Linked DNA regions of Homo sapiens: region 1 is linked to region 2. A link is a loop called in an ENCODE intact Hi-C map of the cell type or tissue named here. Cell type or tissue: IMR-90. All regions are shown on one strand. Each heading gives the region's core, and the rest is flanking DNA. Links, peaks and the distances in the headings are about the cores only. Region 1 overlaps SOX1-OT (SOX1 overlapping transcript). Region 2 has its middle 20 kb from the start of TUBGCP3.

Region 1 (15,198 bases), core at 364-4,363, 540 kb after region 2:
ATCAAGTAATATATAATTATATTAGAAAGGGAACATCATTTTATATTTATTTTTTCACTAAATATCTAGGTTATAAACTGGGCTTCCAACTACCTTCTTATTTCACCAGTCGAGTTTGTTAAATCTTTTGATTTGTTACATGCACTACCTACAAATATCAGTTACATTGTGAATGAACAAAAAAGGAGCAATAATATTGTTTGGGAATGCTATAGCCCCATTTTTTTCTTTGATAATTTAGGAGGCAATGGGTGTGCAGTGAGATCCAGTGTGTTATGGAAAGTCAGCAAGACTGAAATAAAGGAAATGGTTTACAAATTATAAACTATATTATCCACTTAGCAGTTGAAAGATTTCTTTCCTCTGCTTTTCAATTTAGAGTTTAAACTAAATAGCTTAAGACTCCCTGAAAATGCTTTGTATGAATCAGGCTTGGCACATTATTTTCCATATCAATGGAGCAATTTATTTTATAAACACCCTGCACTCCAGTGTGCTTTGCAGGAATGCTTTATGCTTTGGGGAACTTGGATAGCTGACTTTGAAATGGTCTACTTTTTTTCTACCATAGTCCCGAAAATTGTTTCCAAATACGACGTTACCCTTGTTTTTCAGAGCATCTAAATAAGAGGAAAATGGTTTAGCATCCTGTGAGCTCACACTAGTGCTCAACGTTCAGGGTGCTCTCCATAAGCCCTCTTCAGTGACGAGATGTTCCCTAGGCCCAAGCGGCTGCACGCACTATGTGTGGCCACCTGCATAAGTATTAAACCAAAGCTGCAGGTGTAACTTGTTGCCAAGCGATAAATGATTGGCAGCAGCAGGCAGTGCCAATTAGGCAGCACAGGGCACTGCATGCTAGACCTCTGTGCCTTCATTCCTGGCATGAGGATTGACGAGCATAATATTAACTCCTGCTGGTGATCGATGGCTTCTGGAAGCCTCAATTTCTTGCTCCTTCTAAACTCTTTCCTCAGTGACTCTTTAAGAAGAGAGAAGACAGTCCAAAACCAGTTTGAAAAGCACCTCCTTCTCCCTTCTACCTCCAGCCAAGTTGGCAGTTACCTCCTTCAAACCCAGTACTTTCCCAAAGGCTGGACTCCTGGAGATTTGAACACTGACTTCCCTATTCCCAAGTAATGTAATAGGAAGTCTAGACCCCCAGGCACAGGGTTACTGTCACTGTTGATTGACCAAACTTGCTTTTTTGGCAGCTCAGAAACTTCATTGTGCCTCTTTGCTCAAAATGCCAAAGCGAAGATCAACTTAGAAATGTGGATAAAGACACTTTCTATTGTTGTATGTAACCTGTGGTCATAATCTTCAAAGCCAATCCAGAACCAAGCCATCCCTAGAAGTTACACGCACACATATATGCCTGTATGTATGTGATAGGTTAAGCCATTATGCAAGAAACCTCAACTTTCAAGTAAATTGAGTGCTGGACTGTAACACCATTAGCTTAAACTGTCTGTATGGAATAATTAGCACTTTTAGCTTTTGTCCCCCTTCCCCGCTCCCGCCCGCCCCCCAGCATGAAAGCGAGCTTTGAGGCATCTAGAGGTGGATTTTCTGGCCCAGTGTCAGTCCCGAGTCCCAAGCAAGGAGCACGATGGACAAGCTAGGAGTTCTACGGGACAGTGAAAGAAGACAGAAACTCTGCCCTGTCTTTCGTGGTCCTGGTGAAGTCGACCCGTCTTGCTGACACTCTCCAGGGACATGTGGCCGCACCACAACCGGTTGCCCTCCTGGGTTCAGCTCCTACGGCTTCTGGGGCCGGTTGGAGGATTGAGGCCATGTGTAGGTGCCTCCCCGGATCTCCGAGGGGCTCAGGCTTCCGCGCTCTGGTGTCGCCCCAGAGGGCCGAGGCCACAGTTAAAGGAGGCAGATGAAGAGGAAGCCGCTAGTTTCCAGGCGGAGCTTTTGAAAGAGACAAGAGTAGTCAGAAGGAGAGGAGGAGAAGGCGGAAAAGAAAGCGCGGGAGAGAGAAGAAGAAAGAGCCATTCAAATTGGAAGAGGCCTTCGAGGCCATCTCTGCCAACAGGAGGCGCGGAGCGAGGGCGAGGAGGGAGGGGAGCGCGACGGTGGGGACCGCGCGGGGGCGGGGCGGGGGTGCTGGGGACACCGCAGCGAGAGGAGGGCGGGCGGAGAAGGCCCGGTTTCCTCCCGCGCGGAGCCATGAGGGGCAAAGAGGCAGCGGGCCCGGCTGCACGGCTCCGGCCCGAGACCCCGCGGCGTGTCTGCGCTGGCCGTGCCGTGGCGCGCGCCTCGATCGCCGTCTGCTGGCCGCCGCCGCCCTCGCGGAGACACCGGGGCTCTCCGCTCTCTGCCGCCTCTGCGCCCCTCACTCGCTCTGGCAGCCAGAGGCCTTGTTCGAGGGCCTGGAGCGCGCGTTCGGGTGATGGCGCTCCAGGGCGCTCGGGTGATGGCCAGGGGGCTCTTGAGGAGTGCTCCTCTCTCTAGGGTCCCTGGGCGCTCTGAGTCCATCATCTGCGCCCTGGCCCGGGCTAACTTGGTTCCACTGTTCCCAAACAAAACCAGAGAAGCCAGAGTAGCACAGAAGTTTTTGTTGGTGGTGGTTTGGTTTGGTTTTGAAGGAGGAAAAAAAAATAATAACAGCCCAGGGAAAGGGGGTGTGTGGAAGGAGAACGGAAAGAGAGCCCTGGCCATCAGGGATAGCAGCAGAGCTGTCTGCGTGCCGGCGCACCGCTCTCTCCTTTGCCTGACTAGGCGTCCTAGTTTGGAGGCCGTTCCAGTAGCGTTTGCGGGGAAGGGTCAAGAAACTCCTTCTCCTCAAAAGCGACCCAGGCTTTCTTTCGGGCGGTTCGTGTGGAGAGCCGCACATTCACAATCGAAGAACAAACAACTGTGTGTGTGTATGTGTGTGTGCGCGCGCGCGCACGCGCGCGTGCTGTGTGCCTCCGAGCTCTCTGGGTGAAAGCATTTGGAGAAGCTCTGGGAGCTTTGGAGTAGGGGCTCACCCTGTGAGCAGTACTCACACATATAATTCAAATTTCACAGCTGACCTGCTCTGAAAACCTCAATCAGCTTCTAATTGAAGGGAAAACAAAATATTGCTTCCCTACAGCAGAGCTAACGATTTAATCATTATATCAGACATTATAGCTTTTAATTAGGCTAATGCTGATACTGTATGGAAAGAGATAATTCAACACAGTTCTTGATGAATTCTGTAATTGGGTTAACGGCAGAGCAGTTGGGGGAGAGACGTCAATATTCAAGCTGCGTCTGTAGCCACCAGGTTTATGAATGAAAGAGGAGACAAGGGGAGGAAAAAGGCTGGAACCAGAGCGGGGCATTGCGCCCTCCGCCCCACGGAGCTACGGGCGGCTCTGGAGAGAGGCGGCGGGAGACCCGAGCAAAGCTGGGAGGCCGCCGGATGCCAGACCTCTCGGGCCTCGCCGCTGAGCACCGGCTTTTCCTGCCGCTCGGCCTGCCCGGCCCTTCTTTTGTGGGAAACTTTCCGAGAAGACTCTCTGCTGGGCCTACCTGCCCTGTACGCCCCGGCACGGGAGTATTTCTGCGCTGTTCCCACCCAGCCCAGCTGGCGCAGATGTAGCGCGCAGTTCTGTCGGGTGGCTCTTAAAGACGCGAGCTCTACCTGGGCTTCCACCCCTCGCCAGGTCCGAGTGCCACTCAAACGGGCACAGTGCCCCTGGCCGAGGGCAGCCCTAGTTGGTCCTCAGCGCTGTGGGCACGGCGGATGCGCCGAGCGCCCGGCGCCTCAGGGCACCACAGGCTGCCCATACTCTCGAGCTCACAGTGATGACTGCGGGGTCGGCGGGAAACGGTGCTTGGAGGGGGCGCCGGGCCTATTGCCTAGAGGCCTGGACCCGGTGGCCTAGGCTGAGCCGCTGCTGGGCCCTGTGGCTGCATCAGGAAATTGGCAATTAAACCGCCGGGCCGCTTCTCTTCCTCTCCTGTCGCTAAGGGTCCTGGAAAAGAAGGAGGAAGCAAAAGGCCGTTCGCACTCGCCTGCGGGAAGTCTATTGTGCGAGAGAGCAAGAGTGACCCCTCCTCTCACTCCCCAGTCTCTTCTTGCCAAGTAGGGCCTGAGCCACAGGCGGTTTCGGGGTCCCCCGGGAGCCGCGCCTGGCCGGCTGCGTCGTCCAACCTCTGGCTTCGCGTGGCGGGTGCACGCCCAGAGCGGCTGCCGGCTGGGAGCGTTCCCCTCCCTCTTCTGCTGCCCAGATTTCTAGGACCCGCAAAAGTTATGCCCAAGTGGGTGAGGAGGCAAGAGGCGGAGCTGAGACTGGACCCTGCCAGAGGAGATGGTTCTCGAGCCTCGGATTTTGAGGAGAAAATGCCTGTGCCTTTCAGATTTGGTTGAGTTCTTTAGAGAAGTCGCCTAAGCTAAGTCTTCCGCGGTTTTAACCCAAATGGTTTCAGGGTGTGATTTTTTGCACTTTTTATACTTCTGCGCTTCCCTTTTAAATTTTTGCTCTTACTCTTTGGTTTTACCACATCAGCGCAATATTCTCCTTCAAGATAAATATACCGTGTTGTGATTCAGCCTTGTCTTATTTTGTCAGTAATTACGGCAAAATTAAATGGGTCACTGCTAAAGTTTCATTTACACAAACCCCCGTAATTAACAGCTTGAATACACCTTTTTACGTTGTACAAAAGTTGTAATTTTCTAACGCATGTTGTTTTTTATTGACGGAGAATGCTTGTGTTCGATGCCATCCTGAGCACACAAAGCACCTCCTCTGAGCACTAGGTGTGTTTTGTTTCTGTAATAGTGTAAAGAGCCGGTACGAGATCAGACTTTTCTGAATCTGGGGTAGCTTCATAACCACTCCCATTAAAAACTGCCGATTATAAATGTCCAAGAGTGCAGGACATCTGACTAAACTGGGAAAGCCGAAATTCTGGGGAGAAACAAACTGGTCTGGCCTGTTACACCCCCACTCCTGCTCCCCGGAGTGTGGAAGAGCAGGTGGGATTTGACATTCTAGGGCTGCTGTAGTGTTCACTCTGCAGGATCAAAAACAGCGTTTTAGGCCAGTGCAGGGACCAGCTTAGTCTCAGCGAGCCAGTGACCAGGGGCTGCCTGCAAGCCAGTGCAGCAGCTATGAGTCAACAGGCCTTTCCTCCATCCTCTCTCATTAGCCCTCAGATGGAAAAGGCATCACTCACAAGAGGAGACAAGTCATAGGGAATTTCTATATGAAAAGAAATGAAGTGAAATCAGAGATGCTTTTTCTTACAGGCCATCCCTGTTATTGCAAATTAGATTAGCTACACAGGCTTCAATATAAACATGACACGAGGTTCACACGAGTGAAAGGACCATCCACTCCAATCTCTGCTTTCATCGAAGCATCTCACATAAATTACATCTTGTCCTTTAATACACTTTTCAATGAGATTAAAACATCACTTTGACACAATTTCAAGCCCTTTCAGTCGCATGGGTTGCTTACTTCAGAAAACAGCAAATGGGGAAAGTGGTTCTGTTTAAATCTTCAGGCTGTGGGATGGGGCTTTAACGCAGCGCCAGTGCCCTGCACGCTGAGCTAATAGAGGGCCTCTTGGCCCCATTTGAATGCCATTTATCTTACCTCGAAGAGACAGAAACCAGCTGTCCTGTGAGCAGAAATCAGATTTCCCTCAGGTTGGGTGGAGGCCTGTGACTACCTGGGCACAGGGCCTCTTTGGAAAGCACATTTGTATTAGAGCAGCATCCTTCGGACGGGGGAACGGGAATGGCCTGCGCTGACCCTGAAAGGGTCGGATACCCCACAGGACAGACACTAGCTTTAGGGAGAGAGTGCCACCTAAATGAGATAGGGGAGGTTTGGCAGATCAGGCAGAGAAAGAGCCCTGTTTTGGATGGTGCTTGACCCTAAATCTCAACTTAGAGGCAGTGAGAAGAAGTGGGCAAACATAGGTGAGTTTTCTGCTAAACCAGCTAAAGGGAGATTTGCACCTCTTCTTGCCAGCAGAAACACGCCACTCTGACTCCCCAGGGGCCACCTGTCCCTTCATGGACTGACTCCTTCTGGACTGGCTCCCATGGCTCTGGGGAGTGGAGGAGCCCCACCCAGACAAAGGACCCCATCGGGCGGCAGTGGAGGGGTGTGTGGGTTTCAGGGTAGGGGTTCTATGCATTTTCATTATTTTCAGCTGTTTACAATTATGCTCAACGCTCAGAACACACAGGCAGATTTGCTTCTGGAGTAGAGGCTGGTTACAGCCTGCCTTCTCAGGTGGTGTATCCTCTGCCATCAGCCAGGTAGGCACAGGAAGGCTCGCCACTTGGAGCCTCTTCCCTCAGACCCAGCACAGCCAAGGCAAGGTTTTCGGGGCCTCCTCTTCCTTGCGGGGAGGGAGACTAGGACCAGCAAGTCCAGCCGCCCAGGTGCCAGCCCCCTCCCTTCCCCAACCCCTTTCTCTCTGCCTCCGTGGCAGCCTCCCCACAGGGCTCCATCCGTTTCCATGACATTGATAACAAGATCCTAGCACTAGGCCATCTGAAGGCTCTCTCTTCATCCTTACAGGTACGCATGCCATCTCCTGTGTGCCTGCCTGCTTCAGCCCTGCCACCTGGCCTGCGTCGCATCCGGGAGATGTGCTAGCAGGGGAAGAAGCCTGGTAGGGCCCAGGGGATGTGGGTGGCAACGGAATTGCTTTCCTCCTGGATCCCGGTTTAACCACCCTTCCAAATCAAGCGGAGCTCCTCGGGGGACACCTGCCAGTTGTTGGAGACTTCCCCCTCTGCTGCGGGCGCTCTCTGCATGCCAGGCCCTAGGTGCAGGGGAGGAGGCCGGGGTAACAAGACCATTGTCCTGGGTGGGGAACGGAGCAGGACTCCTCTTTCCACCCCAGCGGGAGGGAAAAGCTGCCCTCCCAGCCGCCTGGGCAGCCCCGCTGTCCGCCGCTGCGGTGACAGGGACTTTTGGGGATCTTCTGCGCCAACTGGGGTACCATCAGGGCAATTCCCCCAACCCCGCCTTTCACAAACGAGCTTCCAGAACGCAGGCCCCACCGCACTCCAGGAAATCGATGTTATAAAGCGAGCTTTTAATGCCTTAGTTGACTGGCGGCCGCTATCGCGTTCAAACACCTGTTTCCTGCAAGGGGAGGCGGCCAGCCGGGTCCCTGCTCGGGTCGATGACTGCCAGGCTTGCCCCGCCCTGCCCATTGACTCCCGCACCAGCCACCGCCGAAAATCCATTTCACCTTTGAAACTTCGTGACCTTTCCTCTCCACGGGAGGCTCAAACCCGCGGAAAGAGGGAGCGGAAGCGGGCGGCTCCGCGGCGCTGGTGGGGGAGACTCCCAGCTGCGCAGACCGAGAACCTAGGCACGCGCGGTGCTGCAAGAGGAGGCAAAGCGGGTGTGATTTCGCTGGAGGAGGGAGGACAGGCGCACGGAGCTGTGCGCCCGGGCGGGGTTCACTCCTCCTAGGGCGGCCCGCTCGGATCCCACCTTGGGGCGCCCTCCTTTGGGCGTCGGATCCCACCTTGGGGCGGCGAGACTGAGGCGTGAGCCGCGCTGGTGGGGCTCTCGGACGGGCACCGGCAGCTCTGCGAGTCCAAGGCTTGCGGCTCATTGCTTTTTTTTTTTTTTTTTTTTCGGTAGCAGAATTAATACAGTCAAGCCCGTCGGTCAGTCACAGTTAAATTGATTCTTTGCCCAAAACACCTCTCACTAAATGGCACACGCTTCAACATGTTAATTTTTAAAACGTAATTTCAGCCCGCGGATTTAGTTCTCGGCGCGGCCGGGTGTGCACCGGGGAGAGCGCAGCCTGGCGCTGCCGAACGCGAGGGTGGGGGAGCCGCGAGGGGCGGGGAGGGGGCGCGGAGCTGTGGCGGACAAGAACCTCTCCCCCAAATCCACAGACTCGACCTCCCTCCCCCCTCCCCAAAAATGGCGACCCAGAGAGAAACAGTCTGGGTCCGTTGGGCGGCGGCCAATCCCAAAAGCCGAGGATGGGGGAGGAGTGAACGCACAGATAAGAAAATGACAAATGTGCCCCGCGGCGAGTCCGCTAGCCGTGGCCACCACATCTACCCACCTGTTCTTTCCTGGGGCCCCAAAGCTGCGGAGACACCCCATCCTCCTTCACGGAAAGTCACCGTGGAGACACCGCGCCCCTCTCCCGAGAGCCTTTACCGGCCAGCTCCGCAGCCCCGGGCGGGCTGAAGCCCCCGCGCAAGTTCGAGACACACTTACAGTTAGTTCCTCCTCCAGCTCCAGCGGGTCCCCAGGGCGGGTCCGGCACGGCCGCGCCCCTAACGCTCTGCCCACGGGCACCTCCCGGAGCCCCGACTCATTCCGGACCGGGTGGCCAGCGTGCCCAGCGCGACGCAGATCTCGGACCCCGGTCCGGCCCGGCTCCGGCAGCGCCAGCCCCGTAGCCGCGGGCGCCGGTGCCACGCGCACGCACACACACGCGCACACTCACACGCGCACCCCCGCTAGCACACTCACTCGCACACGCGCCTCTCTCCTCGCCTCGCGCGCGCGCACACACACTGCAGGCGAGAGAGACAAGAAAATGAAATTTATTATTGATAGAAAAGACTTTAAAGACAATTTCAAGTTATTGTTTCTCTCTGGAAAAAGGAGATCCCTCCACATAATGAAACGCCTTTTGTGTGGCGCGGAACAATACCAAACAAGTATTCTAATAAATAGCCACTTTTTTGTTCCTACTCGACAGTGAATAGAATCGAGCAGTTGGTTTGCGAGCAGCTGGGACGCCGTTTTGAGCTGGGAGGTGGAGCCGCGTCTCCCGTCCTCCTCTCGCCGCTCCCCAGTCCCCTCTCCCCTGCGTCCCCTCCTGCTCCCCGCTCCTCTCCCCATTCGCTCGCTCTCGCCTCCCGCCGCGGGTCCCCCTCCCGCGCCCCCGCCCCCGCGTTCCGGCCTGGCCTGCGGGATTCGGGCCGAGGCAACTGCAGGGACGGGGCACCCCTCCTGCTCCCCTGCGCCTCCGTCCCGAGGGACTCGGAAGTCCAACCCCCGCCCCCCCAAAAAATAGTTGTCAATTCTGTCATCACAGAGGGCTGCCTATTTTCGCCTGGAACTACCACCCGGACCTTTTCTAACCCCCGGGTGGGAGGATGTCACCCCCCTCCCGTCCCGTGTCCACCCGGTCCTTCCCTGGGGTTTTCCGCGCCGCGCCCCCACTCCCACCCGCGCCGGTCCCCGCGCTGGGCTCTCTCCTCCCGCGGACAGCGCCTCAGCTTTGTTGGCTCGCAGCGGGGACACCGTGGCCGTGGGCGCCGCCGCGCGAGGCCTCCCCTGGGAGCAGCTCCGGCTCCCCCCCCCCTTTTTAAATATTGCTCTGCGACGGGCTCCTGAATTCGCCCCCATCCCCACACTAGTGCCCTCACGACTGACGGCAGCTGCTGAACGAAGCAGTGTCTAAGGATTAGTGTTGTGGACACAAAGCTCTCCAGGTAAACGTCCCTCGGCCAGGCGGCCCCGCGTTCCAGGCACGCACTGCGGGAGGGGAGGCCTGCGGGGCTGTGCGGCGCTCCGGGGTGGTGCGGCCACCCCTGCCTGGGTCGCGGACCCTCGCGGCGCGCTGTCACTCCCTCTGCAGGCGGAGCCCCAGCCTCACCTCGGAGGACCTAGTTGCCTGCCCTCCCTAGCGCGGGGCTAGCCCACGCAGAGCCGAAGGCGGAGGAGGAAATGTGTTCTGTGAGGCTCCTGGGCTGGAGCCACACTTGTTTCTCGGGGTCTGGGTCTCTGTCTCCACCCTCCCTCTCTGCCTCCTCCCCACAGTTGAGTGAGGCTGTCAGCACTTCGGACTTAAGACCACCACCCTTGAGACTCCCTGCAAATGTATCACAAGCAAACTCACTGCTTTTTTGAAAATGACGACCCCACGTTTGCCCAGAGGATTTGTGACCCCCTCACACCCAAGGCAATATGTTTACCAACATAAAAAAAAAAAAAAGGACGCACAAGTCCAGCACAATCGAAAGACAGTAAGGGCGTGCCAGCCCTCAGTGTCGGTGCGGGGCGCGCGGACCCACGCACACATCTCCCCCGGACAAACGCAGGGTAATTTTTTTTCCATTGTCGGCAGCTGCAGTTTGCAGGAGATCCTTGTCTGTCTGGCTCTAATCTCGGAGACAAAAACCCCACATGACTTCACTCGATGGATCTTAATCTAGAGAAACACTATGTCATTTGCAAATTATTTCTTAATCGGACTAAGCTATTTAGAAGTGCGAGTGGAGGAGTGAGTGTTTTGGAAGCCGCCAGAGCTCAGATGTTGACTAGGAACACTCTTCCTAGCAGCCTCGCTTTCCCCCAAAGGCACGTTGGTCTAAGTGTCAAAAGCAAAATTAAGCAGGTACGTTTCTTTACTTGGGGATTTTTAAAAAATTTACTTTTGAGAAACTGTATTCCCTTGGAGTTTAAGGCAATTTAGTTCAGTCCTCCAAGATGCTGGTAACAAGAGGAAGTTGGTCCTTGACATCTTTAAAAAACCGGGTTTGTGCAGGAATTTCGTGGCGGGAAACGCGGAGACACGTTGGAATTGGACCCATTCCAGCAGGCTCCTTGAAAGCTTTTTCCTTTTGTATGGAAAATGGAAACATTTTGGAATCCAGATTTAAAACTTTGACTTATATTTTACATGTTAAGTCGCTGAAAGATTGGGTACAACACTGCATAAACCTTCAAAACCTGCAAATATTTGAATGGTTTTTGTAAGCGGAGCAGCTGCCAGTCAGCTGGCTTTGACAGGCTGCCACAATTTTGTCACTTAATAGCGGGTGTTAGGCTAAGTGCAAAACACTCTGGCAAACAGATGTCAAACCCGTATCAATGGGGGTTGTGAAGTGGAGTTTTAACCCACATCGGGGTCTCGCGCACGGAGCCAGTGTGTACACGGTACACAGCGCAGCGAAGGCGAGCGCTCCTAAACGTAGTGGCCTCGCCCGGGGCGCTGGAGACGCGACCCTGAAATTCTGTAAAACCGAGGCTGCTCCTCTCCCGCCGAGACAGAGGAGAAGCAGGGCCAAGGAGCCTTGCAGGGCATGGGGGTGTGGACCCACGTAGCTGCCTCCAGCCCCGCTGCCGTCCTGCGTCCCGACCCGCTTCGCCCGCAGAAGGTGGCAGCTCTTTGCCCAGGCTGGCGTGCAGCGGCAGGCCCCAAGCGCGGCCCCGCGCCTCCCTCTTTCCGGCTTGCTGTGGGCGCTGCCCCCTTGTCCACCGAACTCGGCCCCGGGCAGCGAGGCTGTCCTGCGGCCTCAGTGGTGAGAAGGCGGAGGCGACAAATAAAAAGACTCTCTGTCCGAGCAGAGCCGGCAACCACGGCCCAGGTCACCCAGGTGTCTGCGGCCGCGCCAGACCCCCGCCAGGCCCAGAGCCAAGTGCAGAGCGTGGCGGCACCGGCGCTTTATTCCCTTTGCCCACAGCCGGCCGTCTGGGTGGAAACTGGCTTTTCCTCGTGGTTTGCAAGAGGAAGTGGCCCAGGAGCGCGGGGTCCTTGCGCGGCGAGGCGGGGAGGGCGGACGCTCAGAAGACCGTCTTCTTTGTTTAGGCACCGGAGGCGGCCCCTGGGGCACTGCCCTCCCTCTCCCAGGCAAGGGTCCTCCCCGAAGGCCTGATCTGCCCCTTTCGCCTGAAGGACTGGAACTCTTAAGGGCGGCGGCATCAAAAAAATGACCCCAACCCCCTGCGGCTCGCGGGATCCTGCGGCCTTTGTGTTTCTCGTGCTGAGAACGATTTACGCCCGCGCGTGGCTGCGGGGTGAGGTCTCAAACATTCTGCTCTGCCGGCAAACCAGTGCCACGGGGGATTATTCTGCACGAAGAATATCTGTTCACTCACTCAGAGCTTCCGTCATCCTTGAAATGTCTTCCCAAATTTTCACCTCTTGATGATGTCTAACTCCGACACCAACCGCACATGGGAACAGGAGGCATCCCATGACTGATCCCACATCACAGCAGATCACTGGTTTTCCGATTTTTACAACGTGGATTGCATTTGACTTCGTGCTTAACTCACACTTCTCCTTTTCTTTGAATAACCATCATACCAACTCTTCATTTTGGGAACTTAAACTTGTGGCTGGAAGGCCAAAACGAAGCTTTGGATTTTACTACAAAATGTGATGAAAGGCAAATTTGTCCTTATGTAGATTAAAAGAATTCTCAGAGCTTTCTCTTGAGGACAGCGATTTCATTCGGCAATGCATATTCCTTCATGATAGGTATTTGGCAACTGATTAGGAATCTTTAGGCTAGTATTTACTTTATAATGAACAAAAGTCAAAACACTAATTTTAATTTGCTTCACTATAAGCTCAGCCTGAGACCATTTCTGTGTCCCATGAATGCACACACAGTTAATAAGTGCTTATTTGTTTCTTATAATAATGTGTGTGTCTTATATTCTCATTGATGGAATACAATCAAAGCATAATTTAATGCCCCCCAAACCCTCTTAAAAATATACAGAACAAATATTCTCCTGCCGGGGGGGGGGGGGCTCCAGAGAACTAAAGCTTCTCTGTGCCATTAATTTTAATTATATCTTAATGGAAAATCAGATGTTTAAAAGCAGTTTCCACAGGTCTATAGGATTCATTAATTCTAAATGTACAGAAAAGAATGTATTTTCACCTTCCGGCTAAAGTTCACTATTTTCCCACGTAAAAGTATCTAACCACAGAATTTTGCTTCGTCTCCTACCGAGGTGCATGTGCCGTTCAGGAAGGTGGGGGTTGACTGGAACAGATGTCAACTCCAGCAAGCATCCCTGCCCGGGCTCGTGCAGTGCACTGGATGTCTTATTTCAGCTGTGAGGTGGAACTGGGCCTAGGTCTTTTGAGGGAGGGGCAGGGAACAATTGCTCAGGGCAGATGTGCTGTGCGGATGTGGCGGAGGGACCCCGAGATTTCAGTGTGGAATTGTGGGGTGCAGCTGTGCAACCCCGGGAGGGTCGGGCCTCATGGTGCGGGAGCTTGAAGGATGAAGAGGATGCAGCTAGAAGGATCATGCTCTCATCACAGGTGATTCCAGGGGTGAGATAACTTTCCGAAATCATCATTTGTGGTGGAGGGTTTTTGTTTTTTGTTTTTGTTTATTTGTTTGAAATCAGCTAAAGCCGAGTATGACCTTCACATTCAGGCATCATTTGCTTATCATCACCCAGGGCAGTGGCTTTCACGTTGTTGGAATTGACTTCATCAAAAAAAATTATATAACTTGAGATTCTGCTTACCCATTCTTTATTAGAAGCAGTAATTTCACTAAAGCGGTAATATTTTTCTATGCAGTTTATCCAAGGACTTAAGCTGAACCAACTGATGAGCCATAAAATAATGAATTTCACAGGTTTGTTGAATTTCTGTACTTATGTTTAACTGAACACAAGCTTCCCTCTCATGTTCTCCTGCCCCATTCTTTTTTCTCAACACTCAACCTCTGTAGTAAGCCAGATGCAATTAGAATGGAATGTACAAATTGTTGAATAGGAATACAATTGGTATATCAAAATCTTCTCTGAATCGGAGCTGACCAGGGTCAATATTTCACTTTATTCCAGTCCTTGAATATAGAAGCACAGCTGCAATTATTGAAAGACTTCACCGAAGAGTTAGATATTGTCAATGGGGTGAGTTTGAGTAATTGTCATTCAAAAGAGGAAGAGTCTGCTGATACGTGTGTGTATAATATTGTAATAATATTAGATGCTATAAAAATAAAAATAACCCATGTTATATAGGAAGAAAGGGCCTTCTCAGTCATTAATTCACAATAAAAACAAATTTCATTTGAAAAGTTAAAACAACTGTAACATTTCTAGTATTTATTGACTATGCTAATTCATAGGTGATATGCACACGAGTAGGTTAAGCCAGACTTTCCAGCCTTTAGTCAGCAGTCTTTGGAGGCAAGTCACAGCTTCGTGACCTGCAGTTGCCTGGAGCACTGGTTGGTGACTTCTCTAATCCTCAATTTTCTAATCCATAAAGTGGAGATATTAAATCCTACATGGTAGGATTATTGTGACAACTGAACGATGTCATGAATGTAAAAGCACCTGGACCTGGCACTCAAAACATCACTGGAAGACTCTCATTTTTTTCACTTGGTCTTCTTGGCAGACCCACTCACATGGATTCCCTGGCTCAAGGGGTGATGGAGAGAGTGAGGTCAGGCCAAGAAACACCTTACTTTCTTAGGGAAAACCCCAAAGGTGTGTCCAGTGTGGTGTGTGCTGTGTATCCAGCATCGCCTCCTAGCCAGAGGTCTTTGTCTGCAGTACCTTAGACCCTGATCTACGTTGACATTTCAATGTTCTCTTCCTAGTGCTTCTTTCTCAGAAGTCCTTAAACATCTCCAGTCACTAACTAAAATTCGACACTCTGTCATGTTCTGTCACATGTAACCCAACTGCCCTTTGTGGGAACAGTGGGCATATCTAAAAGTCTTATTGCTTTTGCTCATAAAGGCTTATTTATGGACCAGAATTAAAGTGCAATTGGAATACACATTTCCTATTTCATCAACTACAGGATTTGGAGGTCTTACCTCTTACTTGCTTGGGGAGTTTTTTAAATTTTGGACCTTCATTCATTTCTTCATTCATTCATTCCTCCCTTCATTCATTCATTCATTTCAGAAACATTTCCCAGTCTCCTCCTATGTGCCAGGCACTGTACTGGGCCTGGGGATGTAAAGGTGATGAAAAGTAGGTGCCGTCTTTGTCCTCACAGAATGTGGGGCAAAGCCTCACTGGTGGTATTTGGCTGGTTATTTTTCTGGGCTGGCCCCTCTCCGCCTTTCTCTGATGCTCTTTCTTTCCATCTGTCACGCACTTCTTAAAGCTTTTTTTGCTTTTTGTTTTTATTTTTATTTCTGATGAGGAGTTTTTTCCCTTCTTTCCTGTTGGGTCTGTGATCATGGAGCTACAATAAAGATTCCTTGGTAGAAAAAGTTGATGTAGTTTTTTTTTTTTTTTTTTTTTTCTCCTGGCTTTGATTCTGCATGATGCTAAAGCCTCTGAATAAGTCAGTCTACATTTCACTACACTGGTGCTTTTTGAGCTTGATGTAGGCAAATGTCTGGGCATGACCCTGGGCAGGTGCTTTGTTCTTCCAGGACCTCAGTTTTCCAAGCTGGAATATAAGGCAGCCAAACTCAATGGGTTCTGAATCCACCTTTCAAATCTAATGCTTCATGGTTCTAAAATT
Region 2 (15,198 bases), core at 6,695-10,694:
GCTGGGGAGAGCTCAGGTAGGATGAAAATTCAACACAGACTTTTGACCGGGCACCAAGGAGCTTACGGTGACCTCAGACAGGCCAGCAGAGCAGCTCTTTGAAGGGATATGGAAGGAATCAGGGCTAGGAACGCGTGGTAACCCTCTGTCTACTAAAAATACAAAAATTAGCCAGGCATAGCGGTACATGCCTGTAATCCCAGCTACTCAGGAGGCCGAGGCAGGAGGATCACTTGAATCTGGAATGTGGAGGTTGCAGTGAGTGCAGGTTGCATCATTGCACTTTAGCCTGGGTGACAACAAAGTGAGACTGTCTCACAAAAAACAAAAAACAAAAAAACAAAAACATTGAGGGGAGGTTGGAGACAGGGCCCACTGGGGCCAGGGATGGGGTGAGGTGTCCTCTACGGAGCCCAAATGTGATATCTTGGGGCGCCACACAGCAGGTGCACATAGAGAAGAAGCATTTAGGTTCTTCCTCAGTGCAACATGATTCAGAGATCAGGAGGAAGAACGGAGATCCACAGGTGGTCAAGAACAAGCTCCATAAAGAAGAAAAGGAGCAGGGGCGGGAGCTCAAAGCTGGGGCAGACCCAGGGCTGAGACAGCAGGTGGGTCTCTGTGACCCCAGGAGATGAAACCTTGGATTCAAAGCCTTTGAGGACTTCTCAAAAACACCTGCCTTGAGTTCAACCTGCAGAGATCTTGGTGGTCTTTTAGAGAGCACTGCGGGGAGTTGCACAGCCAGGATTGGGAGTGCTGGGTCCACGCACGCGCGAGCACAGGCTTGGGATGGCTTTGAAGGTGATTTATGTAAAGTGCCTGCAATCAGTGGGCACACAGGAAGTTTCTGTTCCTCTCCAGCATCTTTTAGTTCCTTCCACGTTTTAACTTCTCAACTATCTCCCACAGATTCTACAAGCTTTGCAAGAAATCTGCCCTTGCTTCTCAATGTTGTGTCCTATGAGATCACTACAAAAGAAAATCATTTTTGTAACCATCATTTTATTTATTTTGCCAAAATTGCACTTTTGAGTCTATTGTTGGCAGGGGCGGCAGCATCATTTTTAAGCATTATCGCATACCCGACAGTGGCATTATGGAAACTTGATATAAAACACTCTTTCTATCCTGCTTAGATATTGATTTACTATCAGAGGACCATTTTCTCTTCATCTCAACCAGATGCTAAAAGGAACTTGAGGTGGACAGGAAGGACATGTCTTGGGCCAGCTACCACTCAGCTGACTGAAAATAGAAGACAACTTTCCTTCTCCTTTGAAGCATCTTGAGGCATTTTTTAATATATAGAAAGGAACGTGTAACTGCGTGTTAAGAGACAGCAGGATTCTAAGTGATAAAGGTGAATCTGAGGGACCCTTTTTGTCTGTTTAATTTATGTGCACCCTTCACTGTGACTGTCGGGCACAGAAGCAGAGGTCCGAGCCCACCATATGCCTCCGTACACAGAACCCCAAGCAAGGCCACTCTGAAAAAGGACTAATGGCCACAAACATATTGATAATTGTGTTTATTTATTTGAATACTTCATCTCTTACTTACCTAAAGTTTGCAACAGGGCTTCCAGGGCCATGCAATCAACAAAGCATCTTCATTTTACTCCTAATCTTAAAGGAAATATTTATATATATCATATAAGGATTCTCTTTAAGAATTTATTTAATAATACATTTATTTTTTATTATTATTATTTTTGAGATGGAGTCTTGCTCTGTCACCCAGGCTGGAGTGCAGTGGTGCAATCTCGACTCACTGCAACCTCCGCTTCCTGGGTTCAAGCGATTCTCCTCCCTTAGCCTCCTAAGTAGCTGGGATTACAGGCACGCGCCACCACGCCTAGCTAATTTTTCTATTTTAGTAGAGATGGAGTTTCACCATGTTGGTCAGGCTGGTCTCAAACTTCTGACCTCAAGTGATCTCCCCACCTTGGCCTCCCAAAGTGCTGGGATTACAGGCATGAGCCACCGAGCCTGGCCAATAAAACATTTAAATGTTTGCTTTTGAGTTAAGTGCATGCACTTGCTTTATTGAGGTAAAATTTGCATACAGTGACATGCACGGAGCTTTAGTGTCCTATTCAGTGGTTTTGACACATGTTTATCCCCAGTTAACCAGCACTGCCGCCAAGATACGTGGCCAGGTGTGGCAGCTCATACCTGCAATCCTAACACTTTGGGAGGCTGAGGTGGGAGGATCACTTGAGCTCAGGAGTTTGAGACCAGCCTGGGCAACATGGTGAAACCCCTTCTCTACAAAAAAAATACAATACATTAGCCAGGCATGGTGGTGCTTTCCTGTAGTCCCACCTACTTGGGAGGCTGAGGTGGGAGGATTGCTTGAGCTCAGGAGATGGAGGTTGCGGTGAGCCAAGATGGTGCCACTGCACTCCAGCCTGGGTGATACAGCCAGACCCTGACTTGAATGAACAAACAAAAAGATATAGAACTTTTCCGTCACTCAAGAAACTCCCGCATGCTTCATTTTGGTCAGACCCAACCTCTCCCTGACATGAGCATCCACGGTTCTGATTCCTATCACTGTTGATTAGATTTGTGTCATTTCAACTTCAAATAAAGGCAATAACACACGATTGTTTCTGGCTCCTTTTTTTTTTTTTTTTTTTTGAGACGGAGTTTCACTCTTGTTGCCTAGGCTAGAGTGCAATGGCACAACCTTGGCTCACTGCAACCTCCGCGTCCTGGGTTCAAGTGATTCTCCTGCCTCAGCCTCCCCAGGAGCTGGACAGGATTACAGGCATGCACCACCATGCCCGGCTAATTTTGTATTTTTAGTAGAGATGGGGTTCTCCATGTTGGTCAGGCTGGTCTCAAACTCCTGACCTCAGGTGATCCACCCCCATCGGCCTCCCAAAGTTCTGAGTGTTTCTAGCTTCTTTTGTTCAACATAATGTTTCTGAGATTCATCCTACATTTTTATGCCCCAATAGTTCTTTCTTTTTTCAATTGCTGAATAGAATTCCATTGTATGATCACACCACACTTTGTGTGTCTGTTCTCTTGTTGATGGATATTGCTTTCTGTTGGGGTTATTGTAAATAAAACTGCCCTAACATTATTGTAAAGTTTTTTTTGTGGACGTATACTTTCTCTAGGAGAGTTGCTGGGTCATAAGATTGGTGTATGTTTTGCTGTATAAGAAATGTGACACATTTTCCAGTAACTGCACCATTTTATTATACAATCCCAATGGCAGGAGAGAGTCCAGCTGCTCCACACCCTTTGCTAACTGATATTATCATCTTTTCTGTGTTGGCCATTTTAGTGTAAAGTCGCATCACGCTTCAGTTTTCATTTGCATTTCTTCAAGGATTAACGATTTGATTAATCCCTCGAAGTTGCCACATGCGTGAGTGTAAGTTGTAGGTATGTTCATAGTAATCCCTTTTTATCCATAATGGTTGCAGGATCGGCAGTTATATTTGCTGTTTTATTTGTTTGTGTATTTATTTATTTATTTTTGAGACAGAGTCTTGCTCTGTCGCCTAGGCTGGAGTACAGTGGTGCAATCTCGGCTCACTGCAGCCTCCGCCTCCCAGGTTCAAGCAATCCTCCCGCCTCAGCCTCCCAAGTAGCTGGGACTATAGGTGTGTGCCACCACAAGGGGCTAATTTTTATACTTTTTGTACAGATGGGATTTTGCCATGTCACCCAGGCTGGTCTTGAACTCCTGAACTCAAATGATCCGCCTGCCTTGGCCTCCCAAAATGCTGGAATTTCAGATGTGAGCCACTGCACCTGGCTGATACTTGCTGTTTTATACCTGATGGTGATTTCTGTCCTCTTTATCTTTCCTGTCTTTTTCAGAGGTTTATCAATTTTACTGACTTTTTCAAAGAACTAACTTTGTAATACATTCATTTTCTCTATTTTTTCTGTTTTCAATTGTACTAGTTTCTGCTTTTATTATTATTTCCTTCTTTTCCTAGCTGCTTGAATTGGGAACTTACATGATTAATTTTCGTCTTTTCTAATGTAAACATTTAGAGCTGTCAAGGTCTCTGTTAGCACCACTTTATTGCATCCCACAAATTTTGGTATGTTGCATTTTCATTGTCTTATAAGTTTATGTATTTTCAGATTTTCTTTTGTGATGTCTTTTGGCCCATGAATTATTTAGCAGTATGTTGTTTAGTTTCTACATGCTGGAGATTTTCCTATTGTCTTAGATTTCTAGTTTGGTTCCATTATGGTCAGAGAACATACTCTGTATGATTTAAATTCTATTACATTTATTAGGGTTGGTTTTGTGACCTACATTACTGTATCCTGGTGATTGACAGGAATGATGTTTGAAAATAATGTAGATTCTGCTGCTGTTGGATGCAGCGTTCGAAAAATGTCAGCTAGACCCTGCTGGTTGACGGTGTGACTTCATTCTTCGATACCCTTGCTGATTTTCTGTCTCATAGTTCTATTCATTTCAATGAATTGGATGTTGAAACCCCCAACTATTTTGGATTTGGCTATTTCTCTTTTCAGCTCTGTCAGTTTTTGTTTTATGTATTTTGAAGCACTGGTTTTTTGGTGCCCACAGATTTAGGATTACTACTTCTTCTTGGTGGATTAATCCTTTTATTGTTATGCAATTTCTCTTCTTGTCCCGAGTAATTTTCTTTGCTCTGAAGTCTACTTTATCTGAAAGTAATGAAGCTACTCCTGTTTTTTTAAAATTAATGTTTGTATGATATATCTTTTTCCATTTTATTACTTCAGTATCCCTATGCCTTTTGATATGGTTAGGCTTTGTGTCCCCACCGAAATCTCATCTTGAATTGTAATCCCCGGGTGTTGAGGAAGGGACCTGGTGGGAAGTGATTGGGTCATGGGGGCAGTTTCCCCCATGCTGTTCCTGCCATAGTGAGTGAGTTCTCACGAGATCTGATGGTTGTATAAATGGCAGTTCCCCTGGGCTTTTTCTCTCTCTCCTGCCGCCTTGTGAAGAAGGTGTCTGCTTTGCCTTCTGCCAGGATTGTAAGTTTCCTGAGGCCTCCCCAGCCATATGGAACGTGAGTCAATTAACCTCTTTTCTTTATAATGTACCCAGTCTTGGGCAGTATCTCTATAGCAGTGTGAAAATGGACTAATACAGTAAATCATTATATTTGAAGTGAGCTTTTTATAGACAGCATGTAATTGAGTTGTGCTGCTTGCTAATCTTTTTTTAATTGGTATATTTATGTCATTTACATTTGAGGTAATTATTGATATTTTAGGCCTTAAGTCTGCCATTTTATTATTTGTGTCTGTTTTTTCTGTTTCTTATTCCTTTGTTTCTCTTTTCTGCCTTGAATCACTTGAACTTTTTTTTAGAAATATATCTGAATTTATCTATAACAGTTCTTCAGTATATCACTTTGTGTAACTTTTCTAGCACTTGCTCTAGGTGCTGTAGTGCACATAAATAAATTATCTTAGGCTACTGTATTAACGTTTCACCACTTCAAGTCAAGCCTTGAAATGCTGCTTGTGTTAGGCCCTACCCTACCCACTTTTAAAATATGATTGTCTCAAGTTTTTACTCTACATACATTGCACAGCACACCAGATGGGGTTGTGTTTTTGTTTATTTGTTTGTTTGTTTTTTTGACAGAGTCTCTTCTGTTGCCCAGGCTGGAGTGCAGTGGAACGCGATCTTGGCTTACTGCAACCTCTACCTCCTGGGTTCAAGCAATTCTCCTGCCTTAGCCTCCTAAGTAGCTGGGATTACAGGTGGGTGCCACCATGCCTGGCTAATTTTTGTGTGTTTTTCTTTTAGTAGATAAGGGGTTTCACCATGTTGGCCAGGCTGGGGTTATGTTTTGTTTTTGTTTTTGTTTTTTTTTTTTGCTTTAACCATAAAATATTATTTAAGAAACTCATGAGATAAAGAATAGTTTATTGGCTGGGCGCGGTGGCTCATGCCTATAATCCCAGCGCTTTGGGAGGCTGACGCAGGCAGTTCACCTGAGGTCAGGAGTTTGAGACCAGCCTAATCAACATGGAGAAACCTTGTCTCTACTAAAAAATACAAAATTAGTCGGGCATGGTGGTGCATGCTGTTAATAGCAGCTACTTGGGAGGCTGAGGCAGGAGAATTGCTTGAACCCGGGAGGCAGAGGTTGCAGTGAGCTGAGATCGCGCCATTGCACTCCAGCCTGGGCAACAAGAGTGAAACTCCATCTCAAAAAAAAAAAAAAAAAAAAGGAATAGTTTTATTGCTCTTCTCTTATTGATGAAATTTTGGTCTTCTTTTTTTGGGACTGAGTTTCACTCTTGTTGCCCAGGCTGGAGTATAGTGGCAAAATCTTGGCTCACTGCAAGCTCTGCCTCCCAGGTTCAAGTGATTCTTCTGCTTCAGCCTCACGAGTAGCCGGGACTACAGGTGCACGCCACCACACCTGGCTAATTTTTGTATTTTTAGTAGAGACAGGGTTTCCCATGTTGGCCAGGCTGGTCTCAAACTCCTGATCTCAGGTGTCCACCTGCCTCAGCCTCCCGAAGTGCTGGGATTACAGGTGTGAGCCACTGTGCCCAATCAATTTTTGGTCTTCTTTTAACATTTTCTTTCTGTTCAGCAGGTTTCTTTCAGCCCATTTCTGTTAGTTTTCCTTTGTCTGAGAATGTCTTTATTTCCCTTTTACTCCTGAAGACTCATTTTGCCAGGTCTCGGATTTGCAGCCGACAGTCTTTTTCTTTCAGCTCCTTTCCTCCTGGACTCCATGGTTTCAGATTTCTAAGCTTGCTTCTTTGTCTTTGAAAAGGTTTTATTCTGATGTGACTTGGTGTGAATTTGTGGGGGTTTATCCTAACTGGCATTCTCTCAGTTTCCTGAATCTGTAGATTTATGTCTTTTGCCAAATCTGGAAAGTTTTCAGATATAATTTCTTTTCAGCCCCACACTCTCCTTTCCTATGGGACTCTAATGCTGTGAATGTTAGATCTTTTCTTACTGCCCCATAGACCCTGAGGCTCTGTTCATTTTTTTTAGTCCATCTTCTTTCTGTTGTTCAGAGTGTAAATGTTATTGCTCAGTCTTCATGTTCACTGGTTCTAACCTCTTTCGTCTCCATTCTGCTATTAAGCTCATTTAGCATGTTTTCATTTCTGTTATTTTACTTTTCAGTTCTATAATTTCTACTTGGTCCTTTTAAAATAATTTCTCGTTTTTGCTAAGTTTCCTATTTGTTCATTTATTTCAACTGAGTTCATAATTGTTTGTTGAAGCATTGTTGTGGCTGCTTTGAGCATCTTATAACTCCACCTTCTGATTTACTTTACTGTGGTGTCAGCTGATTGTCTTTTCTTATTCAAGTTGTGTTTCTCCTGCTTCTTGTTGTGACAAGCAATATTTGCTTGTATCCTGCACACTTTTAATATTATGCCAAGATTCTTGATCCTATTTAAGTTTCTGATTTTTAACAGACAGTAGCTTTGTTTAGGTTCAGTGTATAGGACCTGGCCTATTTTTGTGAACTGTAATTCCAGTAACAATTTGGTTTTCAGAGCCTTGCAAGGCTAATCTGGTCTAGTTCAGATTTCAGCAAGGTGTAATTTTTTAATGAACATCTATTCATTTTGTAATTAGAAAAATAAAAACTCACTGTACACATGCATCTTATATACAACATGTTAGTATGGATGACACCAGGGCCAAGTGAATACCAGAGTCAAGAACCAAGAGTCAAGGCCATAGGAGAAGAAACAAGTCATACAGTTCAGGGGTGACAGTGGCAGGCAGGACTATCTGACATTCCCAGGTAGCAACAGTTTGTGGGCATGAGGCCTCTGTGCACACTGGGTTATATAACACGTGCTTATTTCAAAGGCACCATCTAGCATCTGAGAGGTGTTTGCCTAGAGGCCAGCCTTGGATTCAAATTTAGGACTTGTGGCTCTGAAGCCACAATGTTACTGGTTGCAAAGTAAGATACAAGATAAAACAATCTTAATTAATTAATTTTACACTTTTAAAAAACAGCTACTAGAAATTTTACTTTAAACCCGTGAAACTCATTTGTGATGCACAGGGTTTCTTGTGCTGTGGAGATGAGACCATCTCTGTTTGCCGAATCAATAAATCTCTACAGCCGGAGCTTTATTAAGTACTACTATTGAAATAATTGGATAAATTTAGATTCTCTATTTTCCCATTAATCTTGGATTAGTTTTAATATATAAAATAATGCAATCCTGACATATGTATAATGCTAAATTAAGGTTCATTTAAAAACAGACTCAGTATGCTAAAGTGAATCTCTCTATTGATCTTATTCATGTAATCTTGAAAAAGTTCATATATTGAAATCTACAAATAAAAATTCCATACCCTCTTTTACTGCTGCCATTTTTACATGCCTGCCAGGTATTTTTTAAACCTCTCAAAATCCTGCAAGTGAAATCTACTTTGAGGATTGGAACACGGAAGTCCAAAGCAGTATCTCGCTCGGAGTCGTCTCTGGCACTGGGATTTCACCAGGACTTTCTGAAGGGCTTTGCAGGGCACCTTGCAGCCTCCAACGTTCTCTTGCTCGTGCAGGGTGGAACGAGCTCCTCCGCATTCTGAAAACCGCCTTTTTCAGTCAGGCAAAGATTGTGGACCACGATCAAATAGACTCATTTGTAGAACTGGGAGAACCCTCCTAATCATCTGACAGTTACTCTTAGATTTCGTCTCTGAAATCGGTTGCGATTCCCGCTGGACGGCAGGGGGCAGCACCAGGCCGCCTCAGGGCCGGACCCGCGCGGGCGGTGCCGCCGCTTCCCCTCAGGCGGCCGGTGTGGGTGGGGCAGCCCGTGGCCTGGGCGGAGTCGGGAAGGGCCTGGCGGGCAAGAGCCTCAGACTGAGGGAAGGAGAGGGCGCCTTTCCGCGCTTCTGTTTCCCTAGAGGAAGGAAAGAAGTTGAGAAAATTCAGAGCCAAATGTAGATTTTCTCGAGTGCCTCATTCCCCACAGCGATCTTGCTGGTAACCGGGAGTGTGTTTTTTCTGCATCAAATGCTCAAATGCGGTCTTCCAAAATGTTTCCGACTGCGGCAGGAATTTCAAACGAAATCCTCGGAGCTAGAAGAAGAGTTACAGAAAATCGCGAATTTCCAGGCAACACGCCAGGGATTTGGGGAAGAGAACAGTAAAACGTAACAGAAATAGCAGCTTCCTGACACGGTGGAAGTCATCTGGTGAAGATTTTTTATACATTTTATATCGACTTTTTAATCTCCTAATTTATGAGTAAAGTGTTAACCTAAGAAGTAAGAATGCATTTTGTAGCTCATCATTGTTTAAATAGAGGCTTTGAAATTCAGCCCGTCTCGGTGATTGTAGCCGCCATTACAAAGTGGCTGCGGGAGGGGTCTGGCCTCTGCTCAGCCACTCACTGCTGTGTGATCTTGGGCAGAGCACTTGATGTCTCTGAGCCCGTCTCCTGAAGCCCAAAGCCAGGCTGTAATATCTGTGTCGGCTGTTCCGTGAGGAAAGATGCCTCATCTCTAGCTCTTCCTCAAGGCTATGAATATAATCAAAGGCGGATGCTCAGGGCTGTGAATAAGAGTTCAGTGACGCAGCGTTTTATCCAGTGCATTCCTCTTCCCAGGCGTCTGTGACATCGTCTTACCGACCAGCTGCCCCACTCTGGGACATTTACATCGCTTTGCAGTGGCCGCACTGACGGTCGACAGCTGCGCCAGGACTTAAGGCTCCAGCCTGGTCCCCTCCTTGCTTCCCAGCACTGCCTGGTCAAATGGTGGAGGACAAAGTGGAGGCAGAAGACGGAGGCGCAGCTGACACGTGGACTAAGGGCTCTCCAGGCATTCCGACTTCTGAAGAGGTGGCTGACAGCCTGAGCTCCATGGAAAGGTTGGGATAAAGAGCCTGTGTGATTGTCTACTCCAAATTCATGACTTTACAGATGGGCTTCAGCCAATGGTTTGGGTCCCAAGCTGTTGTTATTATTATTATTATTATTATCATTATCATTTAAGACAGTCTCGCTCTGTCACCCAGGCTGGAGTGCAGTGGTGCGATCTTGGCTCACTGCAGCCTCCGCCTCCCGGGTTCAAGTGATTCTCCTGCCTCAGCCTCCCGAGTAGCTGGGATTACAGGTGCCTGCCACCAGGCCCGGCTAATTTTTTTGTATTTTTAGTAGAAACGGGGTTTCACCATGTTGGCTAGGCTGGTCTCAAACTCCTGACCTTAAGTGATCTGCCCGCCTCGGCCTTCCAAAGTGCTGGGATTACAGGCATAAGCCACCGTGCCCGGCCCCAAGCTGCTTTTAGAATGGCTTTTACTTTCTTATATGTAATAGCGAAGAATTTAAAAATGTAAAGACAAGCCAGATGTCATGTTTGAAGAGGGAAATTAATCCCATAAAGAGCAGCACATCCATGTGATGGGGTATTAGGAGGCCCTCAATAGCCAAGGGTTAGCCTTTTTGATGACATAGAAAAATATGAGATATGATATTGAGTGAAAAGGGAGGTTATAAAATATCATGTGTAGTGCAATCACAAGTGTATGCACACACGCGGTGGAGAGAGACTGGGTGGACAGCACTAACCCATTACCAGGGCTGTCTCCTGACTTTTATCCTTTGGGTATTTTTTGTGGTTTCCAAATTTTTCAATGCACATTTATTATCTTAGGAGCAGGAAAAAACTTATTTTTGCCAATGAAATAAAAATAAATTTGGGCCAGGCATGGTAGCTCACTTCTGTAATTACAGCACTTTGGGAGTCTGAGGTGGGTGGGTTGCTTGAGCCCAGGAGTTCGAGACCAGTCTAGGCAACATGTCAAGACCTCATCTCTACAAAAAATTAAAACATGAGCTGGGTATGGTGGCATATGCCTGTAGTCCCAGCTACTCAGGAGGCTGAGGTGGGAGGATTACTCGAGTCTGGGAGGTCAATGCTGCAGTGAGCCGTGATGACACCACTGCACTCCAGCCTGGATGACAGAGTGAGACCCTGTCTCAACAACAAAACAAACAAGTGTGTTGGTGAATATTTGAAGATAGTTTCTCAAACTAAAAGATACCCAAAGAAAACCTTGGAAATATAAAAAGAATGCATGAATTGAAAACAAAAAGCCATAATACAAGACTCTAAAGATCTGGAATGAAACCTAATAAGAGACTGGTAGGTCAAATGAGAGCAAAGCATTTGAATTTGACTGGATTGTTTTCTCACTGGAAATAGTGATTCTATGAGTTCACCATTAACACATTTTTTGACTGGAAAACTGCTATAGGATCCCAGGGAGGACTAAATTTGAACAGAGGAAGTGGACAGTGTTGCAGTCTCTGTTCTAGCTCTTGCTTCTAGAATAGGAGAGTTAAGAGCACCAATTTGGGATGAAGAAAGCAGAAAGCAATTATCGATATCAATCAAGAGAGCAGAACAGCCTCTCTCCCTCCATCCTCCCTCTGCCCTCTTCTCCCTTCCTCCTTCTCTGCTTTCCTTTCACTCTGTGTATGTTAGCTTTGGCCCCATTCCATAAGCCGAGATAAAAATGCTAGGCATGATAAATTTGTGACTGTTACTAACATTTAGGATTTTTTTTTTGAGATGGAGTTTCACTCATGTTGCCCAGGCTGGGTGCCATGGCGCGATCTCAGCTCACTGCAACCTCTGCCTTCCGGGTTCAAGCAATTCTCCTGCCACAGCCTCGCAAGTAACTGGGACTACAGGCGCATGCCACCATGCCTGGCTAATTTCTTTTGTATTTTTAGCAGAGACAAGGTTTCACCGTGTTGGCCAGGATGGTCTCGATCTCCTGACCTTGCGATCTGCCCACCTCAGTCTCCCAAAGCACTGGGATTACAGGCGTGAGCCACCACACCTAGCACATTTAGGACCGTTATATGGAATTCTTCATATCTTCTAAGTTTTAAAAAAACAAAATCTACCAAATATTAGAGATTTAGTAGTTAAATAAAATCATTAGGAAAGAGCAAAGACTTGCCCAGTTTTAGGTGGAGTAAATTCTGGAACTTTTAATACAAAGATAGGCTGGGAAACTGCAAAGATAACTTTGCGGTTCTTCTTGTATGCAAATCTGTGATCATGGATGGAGAAGCCTGGAGGAGAATCGGAAGGCAAGGTCAAACTTTATGGGTTGTGATCCATTTGGTTCTTTCAGTAAGAATCCACAATTGATAAAATACTAGAGTTTGTGTTTCTTAGCTGAGAATGCAGGCGCGAGGAAGTAAAATGATTTCTTCTCGTCAGTAGTAGAGCCACCTAACCCCAGTCTTCGGCCTCAAGCTCTTTCTGTGCTTTATTAAATCAGCTGCTTTTTAACAGAAAACCGACTTTGCACACCAGACTATAATGCAGGTCTTGCTTTGGGAATATTTACATGGTAATCTTATAGTCACATTATACACTAAATAAATGTTAGCTGGGCCATTTGTGTAGAAATATAACTTGTGCAAAATAAAACCGTTAATGTGTAAAACACATGATGGGGGAGTTTCTTGGTTTTGAGTGTCTGCCTCAAATTATACAGACTCATCTGTAAATTCCAGCTGTATCTTTCAAAATACATTCAAGCTAACGTTCGGTAAAATGAACACTTAGCAGTGGCAGTGCATGGTTGGTCACTAGCCCACTCAATTGTTTTGTGAGGCAGATGAAATATAAAAATATGACAAAGAACAAATGTTTTCCTCTCCTATGCAGAGGTGAACTGAAGCCTGCTGCCGCCAGGGTAATTTATAACATATATTTATAGAAATAAATGGCCCGTCTGGGCATTCATGTGTTTCAAATCAATCATGGAGTACAATGCTCAGTGCCGAGGGAAAAGAGAGTTATTCAGAAGGTCTTTTGAGACCTCCTCTGACCACGGTGGTGGCTCACGGAAGAGTTTGCAGCTGCAGGTTCTGTGGTGGACAGAGGCTCTCCATCTTTATATTATTAATCTGGGTGAAGCGCTTTGTTCAAGCAGAAGGGGAATAAGCGCTCTAATCATCCGGAAACTCATTAACTTCTTTCTTTCAAATGTCTTATCAGATTTCTCCCTTGATGCTTTCCTCTAATTCCTTAGGACTGAAGGGCTAAAGACACTGGAGAGTGTATTAAAATATATTAAGCAATCACAAATGTCTGAATGCGAGGCACTGCCATACAGCCAGAAAGCAACAGCCTGGGGGGCTCGCTGCACAGATTCAAACACTGGTCTCCCCCGACCATGAACTTGGGCAGGCTACTCACCACTTCAGACTGCAGCTTCCACTTCTAAAAAATGGGGAGAACAAGACTGACCTTGTTCAGTTGTTGTGAGGATTGGAGATATAACTGCTAAGCGCCTGGCATAAGGAGCAATAGTGCAGTGATCATAACTTATGAAAACAGCAGTGACATCCCGGGGCTACAGAGGCACAGCAGGAAGTGCGGACCCCAGGACTCTTCTGGGCTCTCTGTAGCCATGGCCCTGGGGCACCTGGGTTCTCCTACCCTCTGGCTTCCAGAAGCTTAATAGACTTGATTGGCCACAAGGAATATCCTGTCATGAAAATCAATATTTTAGAGCAAGATGAATCCGGAAAGAGGCTTTGAGAAGGTTGTATAGGCCTGAAAAGGGGGGACACGGAGCTCACCTCACATGGCTGGGGATGAGTCGGACCTGACTGGGGCATGCCCAACTGCTACCTTCAACCTGACTCCAAAGGTCTTGACCTTCGAGAGTGATCTGACCTCAGAACCCGACATTCCAGATGTCACAGGCCACCTGGGCGAACACAGATGTCTCAGCACACACTTCTCGTTACCTCATCCAGTCCTCACAGCAGCCCTGGCCAGAGCCGCGGGGAACTGTGAAGCGCTGTTAACGCTACCGAGAGAATGAATCCACACTCATCTCAAGCCCGGGCGACAGAATGAGAACACTAAACCAATTTACAAAGAAAACCAGTTTATAAGTAAACTGAAGTTAAAGTTCATGGCAAGTGCATTATTAAATGGGCCATATGAGGACGAGCAAGATGAGAGAAGATTAAAATATTAGTCCTGGAATTTTGTGTCCAAACAAGGACATTTCATCACCATTATGAAAAGCCATTTGTATTCTTTTAAATTTTTTTTTTTTTTTTTTTTTTTTTAGACAGAATCTTGCTTTGTGGCCCAGGCTAGAGTGCAGTGGCGTGATCTTGGCTCACAGCAACCTCTGCCTCCTGGGTTGAAGCAATTCTCCTGTCTCAGCTCCTTAGTAGCTGGGATTACAGGCAAACGCTACTGCGTTTGACTAATTTTTGTGTTTTGAGTAGAGACGGGGTTTCGCCATGTTGGCCAGGCTGGTCTTGAACCCCTGGCCTCAAGTGATCTACCTGCCTTGGCCTCTCAAAGTGCTGGGATTACAGGTGTGAGCTAAATTGTGTTTTAAAATTAAATTAAAATACGTTTAGAATCAAAGAAACAGTGTTCCCCTTAAACACCATACTCAAAAACTTAATATGCCTCAAAAACCGTAACTATAGACCTGAGTTATAAGACAGGAGAATATAGGCGAAAATGATTCTGGAGAAGAGGCGAGTAGTGGCTTCTGCTTGCCAACCCGGAGAGAGAGGCAAAAAGCATCCTTCGATCCTAGCGATATTTATAGTAAAGCCTTATCAAATGTCAACCTTTGAAAATTAATTCCAATTTTTTTTAAGTATAAGAAGAAACACTACATGCTCATAAAGCAAGATAACAGAAAGGAGAGTGGTTTAAAAGACTTCTTGACTTCTAAAGTAATTTATCCATCTACTTTCAACAGTTTAATGACATTTTCCTGAAAGATAGGAGTTTTTCAAAGCCTGGTTCAAGTTTCAATCCGTTGATATGATGTCAGAACAACAAATCATTCTGATCTCATAAAAGAAAAGTGAGTATAAATTTATAAATTAATTGCAATTTTAAAGATTGTTCACTAGTTTTAGTCAATCAATCAGAAGCTCGTTATATTAATTGGGTTGAGTACTGATAACCTCATTAATCATACAGCTTCCAGTTTAGGCAGGTTGAATGCATTTTTCCCCTATAATATCAAGTGTGACATGAGAGATAGAATATAAAAGAATGTTAAAACTAATCCACATCATGGAGAGAAGAAACAGACTCACACAGAGACGGATGGGATGATTTGCAGCCGTCTTTGGGAATTCTCTACCGCAGCATCCCACCAGCGTCGCCTCAGCTAAAAGG

Evidence for each region. A loop is a pair of places that touch in the nucleus more often than their neighbours do. Peaks named below come from ENCODE experiments on the same cell type or tissue, not always from the same donor. Only the 100,000 strongest peaks of a DNase experiment are listed, where the experiment ranks them.
Region 1: a loop joins it to region 2, with 25 times the contacts of the local background. A loop is called at or near these places in 3 of 110 quality-filtered maps.

Annotation. Positions count from the first base shown.
Region 1 is chr13:112,050,035-112,065,232 of GRCh38, reverse strand. All of the region lies in intron 1 of SOX1-OT (SOX1 overlapping transcript), which reads right to left. LOC124900341 (small nucleolar RNA SNORD44) reads right to left here and starts at 13,155; the gene lies at 13,095-13,155. RefSeq lists an enhancer at 8,505-9,234 and a silencer at 11,167-11,367. In IMR-90, for the core only: a CTCF peak has its summit at 2,304 (motif pointing left); no DNase peak of the experiment used is centred there; H3K27me3 peaks cover 3,401 bases.
Region 2 is chr13:112,600,102-112,615,299 of GRCh38, reverse strand. It overlaps a transcript of TUBGCP3 not described here. Among named protein-coding and RNA genes, the nearest start is that of TUBGCP3, 20 kb to the right of the region's middle. RefSeq lists silencers at 8,616-8,845, 8,876-8,925. In IMR-90, for the core only: a CTCF peak has its summit at 8,738 (motif pointing right); a DNase peak (open chromatin) is centred at 8,809; H3K4me3 peaks cover 390 bases; H3K27ac peaks cover 204 bases; H3K27me3 peaks cover 321 bases.